Regions from separate parts of the Homo sapiens genome. Here region 2 is linked to region 1. Evidence: chromatin contacts called from ENCODE Hi-C or POLR2A ChIA-PET data. All regions are on one chromosome and are shown on one strand. The core of a region is the stretch at or near the end of the contact, and the rest is flanking DNA. Distances in the headings are between cores, read along the strand shown.

The links. A loop is a pair of places that touch in the nucleus more often than their neighbours do. ChIA-PET counts read pairs that join two places held with the same protein, here RNA polymerase II (POLR2A). Pooled maps may share reads with other maps.
Region 2: a map of CD4-positive, alpha-beta T cell shows a loop between it and region 1 (5-fold over the local background). The contact joins two enhancer-like sites. A Hi-C loop is called at or near these places in 8 of 168 maps with a recorded cell type or tissue (CD4-positive, alpha-beta T cell, CD4-positive, alpha-beta memory T cell, CD8-positive, alpha-beta T cell and 2 more) and 13 of 50 pooled maps. POLR2A ChIA-PET finds 5 or more read pairs at or near these places in 11 of 52 experiments (BJ, CD4-positive, alpha-beta T cell, CD4-positive, alpha-beta memory T cell and 7 more).

Annotation. Positions count from the first base shown.
Region 1 is chr2:233,986,821-233,992,078 of GRCh38, reverse strand. The region is part of intron 21 of TRPM8 (transient receptor potential cation channel subfamily M member 8); the gene reads right to left. Among named protein-coding and RNA genes, the nearest start is that of SPP2, 61 kb to the left of the region's middle. RefSeq lists an enhancer at 1,503-1,552. Within about 2 kb of position 1,383, at least 4 of the 41 ENCODE cell types and tissues checked have a DNase peak (open chromatin) inside an H3K27ac peak, as active enhancers do; they include CD8-positive, alpha-beta T cell and natural killer cell, where a contact is called at or near this core.
Region 2 is chr2:234,024,461-234,029,859 of GRCh38, reverse strand. No RefSeq gene overlaps it. Among named protein-coding and RNA genes, the nearest start is that of SPP2, 24 kb to the left of the region's middle. Within about 2 kb of position 2,984, at least 2 of the 41 ENCODE cell types and tissues checked have a DNase peak (open chromatin) inside an H3K27ac peak, as active enhancers do; they include CD8-positive, alpha-beta T cell and natural killer cell, where a contact is called at or near this core.

The DNA.
Region 1 (5,258 bases), core at 134-2,633:
CTGGAAACAAATTAACAAGGAATCTGCCAGATCCATATGAAAAAGACCATAAAACTTTACTGGGAAATTATATATGTTTGAATAAATGAAAATCATAGCATTTCTTCTCAATAGTAAGATGCCAAATTCCCTTAAATGATTCTACAAACCTAACATCATCATAATAATATTCACAAGAATTTTTGGGGGAAGGAGAAAGAAGAAAGAATCCACAAGATAAGCCTTAGGCTCCTCTGTACAATTAAATATACAAGAAATGCCAGAAAAGTTTTGAATAAGAATAATGAGGGAAACTTGTACAACAGATGTTAGAACGCCTAAAAGAAAAAAATACTTCAGTAATCAAAGCCATTTGGTAGTAAAAACCAAAATACAAAGACAGATCCACAGAACAGAATGCAAAGTCTGCAAAAAATTCACAAGGAAAAAGTAGATGCTAAAACAATGGCAGAATTTTCAAATACACTGAAATACAAGAAACTTGTCAGCTAATTCCCTATCAGATGGACACCTCCTCCAAACTTTGCGTAGATTTCATGGATTTTCCTTTGTCGCTCCTTCCCCAGCACACAGGCAGTATCTAGCCAGTACTGCCCCATGGCCCGTGGTGACAGTGACTTTTCGCTCTCTCTGATGCGCTGGTGTGTATGTTAAACTGTGTAACACATCCTGGTTCCCCTCTCATTCTGCAACATCAAAAAAGCAGGTACAAAGCCAACAACAGCCAGCAGTAAGAGATGACAAGCGATTGGATCACACTGATTTTGGAATTGATAATTCAGGTTAGTATATTGCTAACAGAATAACCAACTAAGACTGTGCCATATACTTGCACGAAGACCCATGACATTTCTCTTCAACTTCAGGAAAAAGTCCAAATTCTTTAATATACTATAAAAGACTCTCCATAACCTAGCCCCTGCCTACATTTCCACCCTCCCCGGCTGCTGATTCCTCCCTAGACTAACATTATCTCCCCTGCTTCTACCTCTCCTACCAACACTTGGGGCTCTGGGTACATGATCTTTCAAGCAAACATCACCTCCACCTAGCTGCTGCTGCAGATCCTAGGCTCCCCCAGCCAACAATCTCACAATTAATAACTCCCTCCTCTGCAAATAGCCTCTCCATGCTGTTTGTATTACATTATATTATATATATTATATTCATATGTTTCCATGTCATCTCTTCCCTTAATATCAGGGACTTAACCTTTCTCTGCCTCCCACTCCTTACGTGTAAAATGGCAATAAGGCTGCACCTGAGGCAGGTTAGATGAGGTGGTCAGAGCCTCCCTTGACAGGAAACAAGAAACTTGTCAAATTGATGAAGAGAACAAACCACCTAACAGTGCACAGACCGCATCCTGAGCTCGTGGTTAGAACACCCTACAGCAAAAAGGCAGGAGCAGAAGAGAAAAATCCCCACATTTGTACAAGCACAGAAACCCGTGATTAGTGTCCTTGGGCTGACCTGTGCTCATTATAATAGTAAAAAACACACCCCCAGGTGGAGATTTAAAATGCTTATAAGACATGCGATGGATGTACTAGCATGTACAGCCACTGCACATGTGGACCTAAGAAACCACTCCTAACATGCTTAATAGCAACACCCCTTACCACCCCTTCATGAATAATCATGCAAATTTCCCATAAAGGGAGATCCCCCAGTATTAGACAGAGCTGTCTTGCCTTTGAGTGGCCCGTTCTGACCGGCTGCTAGAGTGTACTTTGGCTTTGCAGTCAACTCTCTTGCTTGCTTTTGCTTTTGACTCACTTTCAAATTATTTTCTGTCCCAAAGTCAAGAACCTGAACTAGCCCACCGGCTACACACCTACACAGAAATGAGTAATAATTAAATGAGGCGACCCCTGTAAAGCACTTGAACCTGTGCCCAGCATGGGAAAGCTTCAATAAATATTAGCTATTGTTACTATTACAATTATCTGCGCTCTTCTTTCTATTCTTTTCACCCCAATTCAATAACCTCCCTTAGACTGTTCACACAGCACTCAAACCTTTAGTTTGTATCAGGTCATTATTTTCTTCCTTCTACTTTTCTGCATGTTTATATTACTCCTAAGATCTGAAAAACATTTTTAGAAATTATTCTACAGCAGGACATGTTTGACGAGTCCTTTTCAGAACTGCCTGGGGTGAACTTATCTTCAGGGCACAATGCTTATAAATGCCCTAGCTCCTGGTAAGTCGACCTGGAGTCATTTACTGACTTTAAATTCACTTCCTGCCGCTGATAAGCCACACAGGCCCTGTGATCGATAATTTTAATGTAGAATAATCACAGATGTTCACATCCATTTCCTTTCTCTGTTGAATACCATCTAGAGAGCACTCCAATACTCCTTCAGAATTCCCAAAGGTACATTTGCATTGCAGTTAATAAGGTTGCCATTGTGTATGGTTAAGCTTTTAAATGAGTATTTTGATGTGGTGCCAGGGAAGGGTCACATCCTGGGGCCATCTGCTCACAGAGTAAGCCCTGAACAACTTTAAAAATGATCAGAAACAGTGTTCCAAGGATTTAACCTAAGGATAACAACACGGCGTCTCTCGCTGTTCTGGTGTCCCCAGACAGGTATTAGCCAGGAAAAGGCCTCTGGTTTAAGCCGGAGCTAATCGAGGAGGTTCCCCAAGGACAGGGATGTTGCAAGCTGTCACACTTAAGCACTGACTGGGGCAACAGTAGGATGTGATGCAGTGGCTCTGGCCTCGTGGGGAAGAGACCTGAGTTAAGCCAGATAACGCGCGGCCAGGACCACAGACGCTGAGCTGCTGGGACTTCATCTCCTTCACCTGAAAGTGACAGACGAGGCTCCCATCTTTCTCAGCTCCAAATTCAATCATTTCATTATCAAAATGCAGGTAATGGATTACAAAAGTGCCCGGTTCTCATGAATGGCTCCTTCAGACAGCTCATGTGCATAGATTCAAAAAAGCTCTAAATATTTTACCATGTGCCTCGTTGAGATTTACCAAGTTAGCATAACTCAAAGGCCATGGTTTTAGGAGCTGTTGGTCTTTTTGTTTAATGTCTGTAAATATAGTTAGTGGTGAGTTCTTACAGGACTATCCAGTGTAGCTATGACATCTTATCACTGTAAAGAAAAGCCTGAAGCCATCCCACTTCGCCCTCGCCTTTGCTTCAGGTTTTGGGATTGGTCTGTTTTGCTCCCTCTCTTGTGGAGACATAATCACCCATAACCTGCTGCTTCTCTCTGCAGCTCAGATGTTGGCCCCTCTGACTTTTGGACACTATTTGGACATCATGACATTGGCTGGCTGCCTGTGAGTCAGACAGGCTTCTGGATCCTCAAGTCCCTCCCTGCCACCAGCTAGGTGGTGAGGGAGAGTTTCCCCTTCCCTTCTTAGGGCCATGTGGAACTAGCAGCCACATAATCTTCATGGCCCAGGCACCTGGCACAGAGCAGATGTTAAACCTTTACATGATGATTCTCTTGCTGATTTGTTACTCACCATTGGTGCTTCTCAGTATATAATACACCAGGAAGCTAAGCTCCTAATAACTAAATAATGAACTAAACATGGGTAAGAACCCATTTTTTTCATTCATTGAATAAACCCACAAAGTGACAGGTGCTGAGATGGCGGGCACAATCTTCACCCTCCAGAGTTCGCCATTCTCAAGGAGAGAAGGTTGTTACCATGCAAGTAAAAGAGTGCCATAGGGGCTCAAAGAGTCTCTGTGTGAAGTGGGGAGGCCATCAGGTACCACCCTGGCAAAAGATGATTCCTGGCTCTGTAAAGGGCAAGCAGAAACTGGGCAGGAAGAGAAGTTCGGGATGGAACAGGCAATCCAGACAGAGGACAAGTATGTGCAAAGCATCAGGCATAGCAGTTCACCCTGTTTAAAGAGGAGCATATGGGAGGCCTGCCGGGGGACAGAGAGCAGGGGATGAGCATGGTGGGGAAGCTGAGAAGACTGAAATTTATCCTGAATGCTGTAGGGAAATATTGAAATCCTTCCAGAATTTTAAGCAGAACAATGACTGTGTTAGTCCATTTTCACACTGATGATAAAGACATACCCAAAACTGGGCAATTTACAGAAAAAAAAAAAAAAAGAGGTTTAATGGACTCACAGTTCCACGTGGCTGGGGAGGCCTCACAATCATGATGGAAGGCAAGGAGGAGCAAGTCACGTCTTACGTGGATGGCAGCAGGCAAACAGAATGAGAGCCAAGTAAAAGGGGTTTCCCCTTATAAAACCATCAAATCTCGTGAGACATATTCACTACCATGAGAACAGTATGGGGGAAACCGCTCCCATGATTCGATTATCTCCCACTGGGTCCCTCCCACAACTTGAGGGAATTATGGGAGCTACCATTCAAGATGAGATTTGGGTGGGGACACAGCCAAACTACATCGGTGATGTTTTAGAAACATCACTTTTGGTCACAGTGTAAAGAAGACTGGAGTGGACTGGAGAAGGACATCTCTGGACACTGGGAGACCAGATGGCCACACACTGCTCAGCCCCTTTGCTATGTGATGTCCCCAGAGGTATGTGCTTCCACACAGCCCTGCTCAGGGGGAGGCCACTGGACAAATGAGGCAGGTGACCCTCATCTGTAGTCCTTGAGCATCTTGGAATCTCAGGGCTCTATTTGACAATTGTCTTTTCCTTATATTCTTTTCTAAATTATGAATGTAATGTGTGATCATTGTAACCAGAGAAGTATATATTTGATTTTTAAAGTCCATGTTTTTATTTTTAGAAAACAATATTATGCCATAAAATTAATTTGCAATTTGTTTTTTATATTTAAAAAATACCATTCTTTCAAGTTAACAGATATAGATCAAACTTTGTCTTTTAAGAGCGGCATAATATTCCACAGTGTGGATACAGCACACTTTCTTTAGCCTCTCCCTAGTGATAGACATCAAATAGTGATCTAATAAACATCTTTGTACATACACCTTTAGGATAGATTCCCAGATGTGAGAGAGTTCCGACAGAGGTTTGCATGTTTTTCCTTTAATAACTATTTTTGAAGTACTTTCCTAAGAATGGGAAGTGAGTCAGGTTCCCAGTAGCAATGTCCATTTCCCAGCATCATCCCAACACCAGAGACTCCCTTTAACTTTCGTTCATCTGCTGGGTTTAAAACAGCGTTTCATTGTTTCCACCTGAACTTTCCTATCCACAAGATTAAGTCCTTTTTTATGTGCTTATTGGCCATTGGACTTTTCTTTCTCTGAATTATTTA
Region 2 (5,399 bases), core at 1,735-4,234, 36 kb before region 1:
TCCTCTGTTCTGAAGGGGGACTTCATCTGTATCTTCCAAGGCTGTTCATTACTCAAAATGCTTGAATAGACAGATAGTCAGAAACAAAAGTAGTCAGTATCTCTATTCATAACATGTGCACAAACATAAGAAACCAATGGATAGTTACCCCCCAATAATGAGCTGATTTCTTTGCTGATTCACCTATTAAATAATACTTAGTCATTATGTGTCATGCACTGAGCTGAATGTGGGGGATACAATAGTGAGCGAACCTCGATATGATTCCTGGCTTCAGAGAGTTTACACTTCAGTGGAGAAGATTAAATATTAATCAAATAATCTCATAAATGCACACAAAGTGGCAACAGTGATGAGGAATCTCAAAAGAGGTCAATGGCACTCAGGAGGGGCTCCGTAGGAAGTGTTGCAAAAGTACATCACAGGAGTATTTGAGGTAGGGAGTCAAGAAAGGCTTTCCTGAAAAAGTGGATCTTGAGACCTGAAAGGCAAATCAGAATTAATGAGGCGAAGAAGAGAGGCCAGAGGTTCCAAGGCAGATGGAATAGAGCAAGAAAAGGGCCTGCAGTAGGAAGGAGAATGTCATTCCTGAGTGAGGGCATCATACAGTTTGCTCAGTGTGGTCATATTTTATGCCTGTTGTCCAAGACTAACTATTAACAGCATCTCTTTCCCTCTCCATAGTGTCCTTGAGAAATTGAGATAGAGATCAGAGAGGGAGAATATGTATCAGATAAGGCTAGAAAGGTAAGTAGGACTAGAGATTTTTTTTTTTTTTTGAGACAGAGTCTCACTCTGTCACCCAGGCTGGAGTGCAATGGCATGATCTCGGCTCACTGCAAGCTCTGCCTCCCGAGTTCGAGAGATTCTCCTACCTCAGCCTCCTAAGTAGCTGGGACTACAGGCACCCGCCACCATGCCTGGCTAATTTTTTTTTTTTTTTGTATTTTTAGTAGAGACGGGGTTTTACTGTGTTGGCTAGGATGGTCTCGATTTCCTGACCTCGTGATCCGCCTGCCTCAGCCTCCCAAAATGCTGGGATTACAGGCGTGAGCCACCGCGCCCAGCCAGACCAGAGCATTTTGAGCCTTATAGCCCCCAGTAACAATCTTGTTCGTTAATCCAAGAGCAAGCGGAAGCTATGTAAGGGTTTTAAATACTGCATGATCAGAGTTTCATTTTGAAGAGATCACTTTGGTCTAGAGTTGGAGAAGAGTTAGAGGAGGGCAGGAATAAGTAGGTGCACAAGGAAGTGTCGAAGTCTATTACTGTGCTTCAGGCAAAGATAACAGTCCAAGTCTAAGCTGGACAAAGATGCAGCGGTAGGGAAGGAAAGAAGTGTTTAGATTGCAGAGATGTTTAGAGGATACAATCAACAGGATATGAAAAGAAAAGTAAGAGGGTGCCAAAAATGACTCCAAGATTTCTGCCTGGTGGAAACATTAAAGAGTGGCAGGGCATGGTGGCTCACGCCTGTAATCCCAGGAGTTCAAAACCAGCCTGGCCAACATGGCGAAACCCTGAATCTACCAAAAATACAAAAGTTAGCTTGGCCGCAGTGGTGCACACCTGTAATCTCAGCTACTTTGGAGGCTAAGGCAAGAGAATCGCTTGAGCCTGGGAGGAGGAGGTTGCAGTGAGCCTAGATCGCACCACTGCATTCTGGTCTGGGTGACAGAGTGAGACCCTATCTCAAAAAAAAAAAATTAAAAAATTAAAAACCATTAAAGAGTGTATATCAAGATGTCAGTTGGATAAGCAGAGAGGGGCTCAGATAGGAAACCTGGGCTGGAATTATAAATCTAGGAATCAACAGAATCTAGACCATAACTGAAGCAATGGGTGTGAATGAGCTGACCCCGGGTGGTCCAGGAGAGAGCCTAAGACAGAGAAGGAAGGAAGGCCAAGATTCAGTGGTCAGAGTAGGATGAATTGCAGTCAGAGGGGACTAAGAAGTAGCAGTCAATGGTATGAAGAAAACCTGCAGACTGTGGTTTCCAGAAAATCAACAGAAGAAAGAGTTCAGGAAGAAGGAAGTTGTCAACAATGTCAAATCTGCTGGGCAATGAGGTAATGGGAAAACTGAAAAATGTCATTGGGTATAAAGACATTGAGATCACTGGCCAGCTTAGAAGGAGGAGCTTCATGGGGGAATGAAGGCTGTAGTGGACTGGAGAAGGCTAAGCAGAGAAAGAGAGGGAAAGCAATGGAGACAATGAGTATAGGGACATTTCTGAAAACTCAGACTACGAAAGAAAGGAGACAGAAAGGGCAATGGGAAGAGGGAGGGCATAGGCTTTATATAGTGAAAATGGGAAAGGCTTGAGCAAATTGAAATACTTCTGATGGAAGTTTCCAGTTGAGAGAGGAAGAGGTTAAGGGAAGGCGAGAGGAGGGGTAATCACTGCTACAAGGTTCCTGACAAGAATGGAGGGGATGGCATCCAAAGCACAGGAGGAGACAGCTGACCTTAGAGAAAACAAAAGAACACTCCTCCACTGCAGTAGAAAAGAACCCTAACGTTCTGGTCCAGGTGGATGAAGGTCTGTAACTTGGAAGAGAGAGATTGAGAGAATTGCTATTGGAATGGAAAAGTAGAAAGTCAGACTATTTGCCAAGACTACAGAAGGAGATTGGGGAACAAGAGGAACCAAAGCCTTTGAGGATAATGGAGGTCTGAAATGGCCATGACAGAGAGTAGGGAGTGGGTAGAAGGAGAGCTTCAGACAGAGCACACGCTTACACGCACACACACGCACACAAGCGAGGCAGGGCCCAAAATCCTGCTACTCCTCCTCTCCACACTCGGTAAATTCTCTCGAATGCAGCCGGGCGGGCCCCCTTCTTCCTTTCCACTTGCCTCCCTGGAACCTTCCTGTTTCCTCATTTTTCTACCACCAGGTTCATTCCCACAACCAAAGACTGCCTGGTGAACCAAGCAGGAAACTCCACCCTTCCGAAGGCTGTGAGAGGAGAGGGAAGGTGTGAACACTCATCATTTAACACCTGTCCTTTCTGCCCTGCCACATTTACAGAAATCACGTAAAAGCAACCAAAATGGTCAAGAAGGTTTGTTGTTGTTTGTTTTGACCAAAGCCATGTGCTCTCCTTCCATTTATTCTAGCAGTGACAAAATGTCAGTATTTCAAAGCAGGGAGAGCCTGCATAATTATTTGGTTCAAATCATTCCTTTTTCTAATGAGGGAACTGAAGCCCAGGGAAGCTTCATGATCCGTCTCATCAGTGGGGTTTTCACATTCTTTGAGAATGTGAAATACTGGAGAATTAATCTGAGCAAATCATATGAAGAGGTGAGCCGTGGTGCTCAATGAAAATGAACTTATCTTCCCTCTCTGAACTCAAAAGTGCTTCCATTCAAGTCAAATGCTCTTCAAGTCTGAAAATGAAAGCCTCCTGCCTTTTAATGGGGAGAGAAATTGTGTCACTTAATTGTGGAAGGATCAGAAGAGGAAACCTCATAACAAAGGAACCTAAATCCAGGATTCTGGAGCTCTCAGCAGTGGAAGGAAAATGATTCTCCTGACCTGGAAATGACCCTCCCTTGGAATGAGAGTATTGTGGTTGCCTGACACTCCGAAGGATAGCAGTGCTCAAAGTCCTGGGGCTTTGATGGGTTTTGAAGGGGCTGGAGGGTGGGGGAGCTGGGGAGTAGGAGGGGGCTGTGGAGGGAGAAGGATGGGAGGTTCTGCAGGGGACAGAGCTATTGCTTGGTGTTGGTGTCCTCAGGCTGTCCCTGGGGAGGGGGCTGCTAGGGAATGGACTGTGGAGAAACCTGCAGGGGGCCAGGAACTCAAGTCTTGTCAGTTCTGGGTCACTGAAGGCACATGGCTTAGAATAAAGCATCCATAAATCGCCTTATGCATCGGAAAGAAACTGACAGCGGGGCTTGAAAGGACATCCATTTCTGGAATAATCCGAGAGTGTTGCAGCTTCAGCAGAGCAGATTCAATGGGGAGGAGGGGATTTTCATTTTGCGGTGGTTTTGCCCCCATTGGGAGGTCTATCCAGAGGACGTGAGAGGTGAAGCTGAAGGCAAAAACTCTCGCCATCAACCCAGAGGGCAGTTTCTCTTGAATTCTTCACTCATCTCTGAAAAAAAGGAACCAAACATCATAGCCATTTGCCAGTGCAGAAATGAAAGCAAGAGACGCGGTGGAGGGGGGGGTGGGGGGCGGGTGGTGCGAAGGAGGAAGCTCAAAGGTAGGGTGAAAGGCATGTGAAACAGGGACAGAAACCCCGCACTATTTACAGTCAAGTGATTGGGAGTTACCATAGTCATAATAGAGACAGCATGCATTTGGAAGCATTATCTGTCCCTTTGTACTTACTTAAAAGCGATAAGGCAAAACACGCACATGGAATTTCAGTTATAGCCACACAAAATTACTGCAAATGCTATTTTCCCATCTCATAACTTAAAAGGAAAAAAAAAGTGCTGCTAAAGCTCTTCATTTGGAGACCTGCAGCTTTGTTGTTGGGTTTTGTTTTTTTTGGGGGGGGGGGCATGTGTGTGTGTGTGTGTGTGGAAAAAAAGCACTATACTGGGTGGAAAATCCACTTTGGGGTTGAGGGTGGCAGATGCACTTTAATACCCACACCCTATGCAGGGGTCTCCTGTGTCCCTGTAGGAAGCCTCCCTGGGGTCTTTACCCCACAGGTGCAGCTCCCTGAAGGCAATTGGCTTGTTTTCATTTTTCTCAGGCAAAATCATTCCTGACATGTGAAGGCAAATTTCACAGGATAACTGTGAAACATTTTGCCCAAAACACAGATTTTAAAAGTTGGTAAGTGACATGTAGCTACAAGAGCTAACATTTTATGAGTACGGACTGCATGCCAGGCAAGGGTCCCAACATATTTCAGAGGCGGGATTTGAGCCCAGGCGAGCCAGTTCAAACCTGTGCTCTCCACCACTAGCCCATATGTGTTCCATTTGCTTCAAACACTCCTCCGTGATAAGTGCTATTTATCCCTTAGCTGGGTCCTGGGGAGAGGTAACAGCGTGCTGGTAGCCCTCACAGCCCTCACTCGCTCGCTCTCGGTGTCTCCTCGGCCTCGGCGCCCATTCTGGCCGTGCTTGAGGAGCCCTTCAGCCTGCCGCTGCACTGTGGGAGCCCTTCTCTGGGCTGGCCGAGGCCGGAGCCGGCTCCCTTGGCTTGCGGGGAGGTGTGGAGGGAGAGGCACGGGCAGGAACCGGGGCTGCGCACAGCGCTTGCGGGCCAACTAGAGTTCCGGGTGGGCGTGGGCTTGGTGGGCCCTGCACTCGGAGCGGCCAGCCGGCCCTGCGGCCCAGGCAGTGAGGAGCTTAGCACCCAGGCCAGCAGCTGCAGAGGGTGCACTGGGTCCCCCAGCAGTGCTGGTCCACCAGCCCGCGCGCT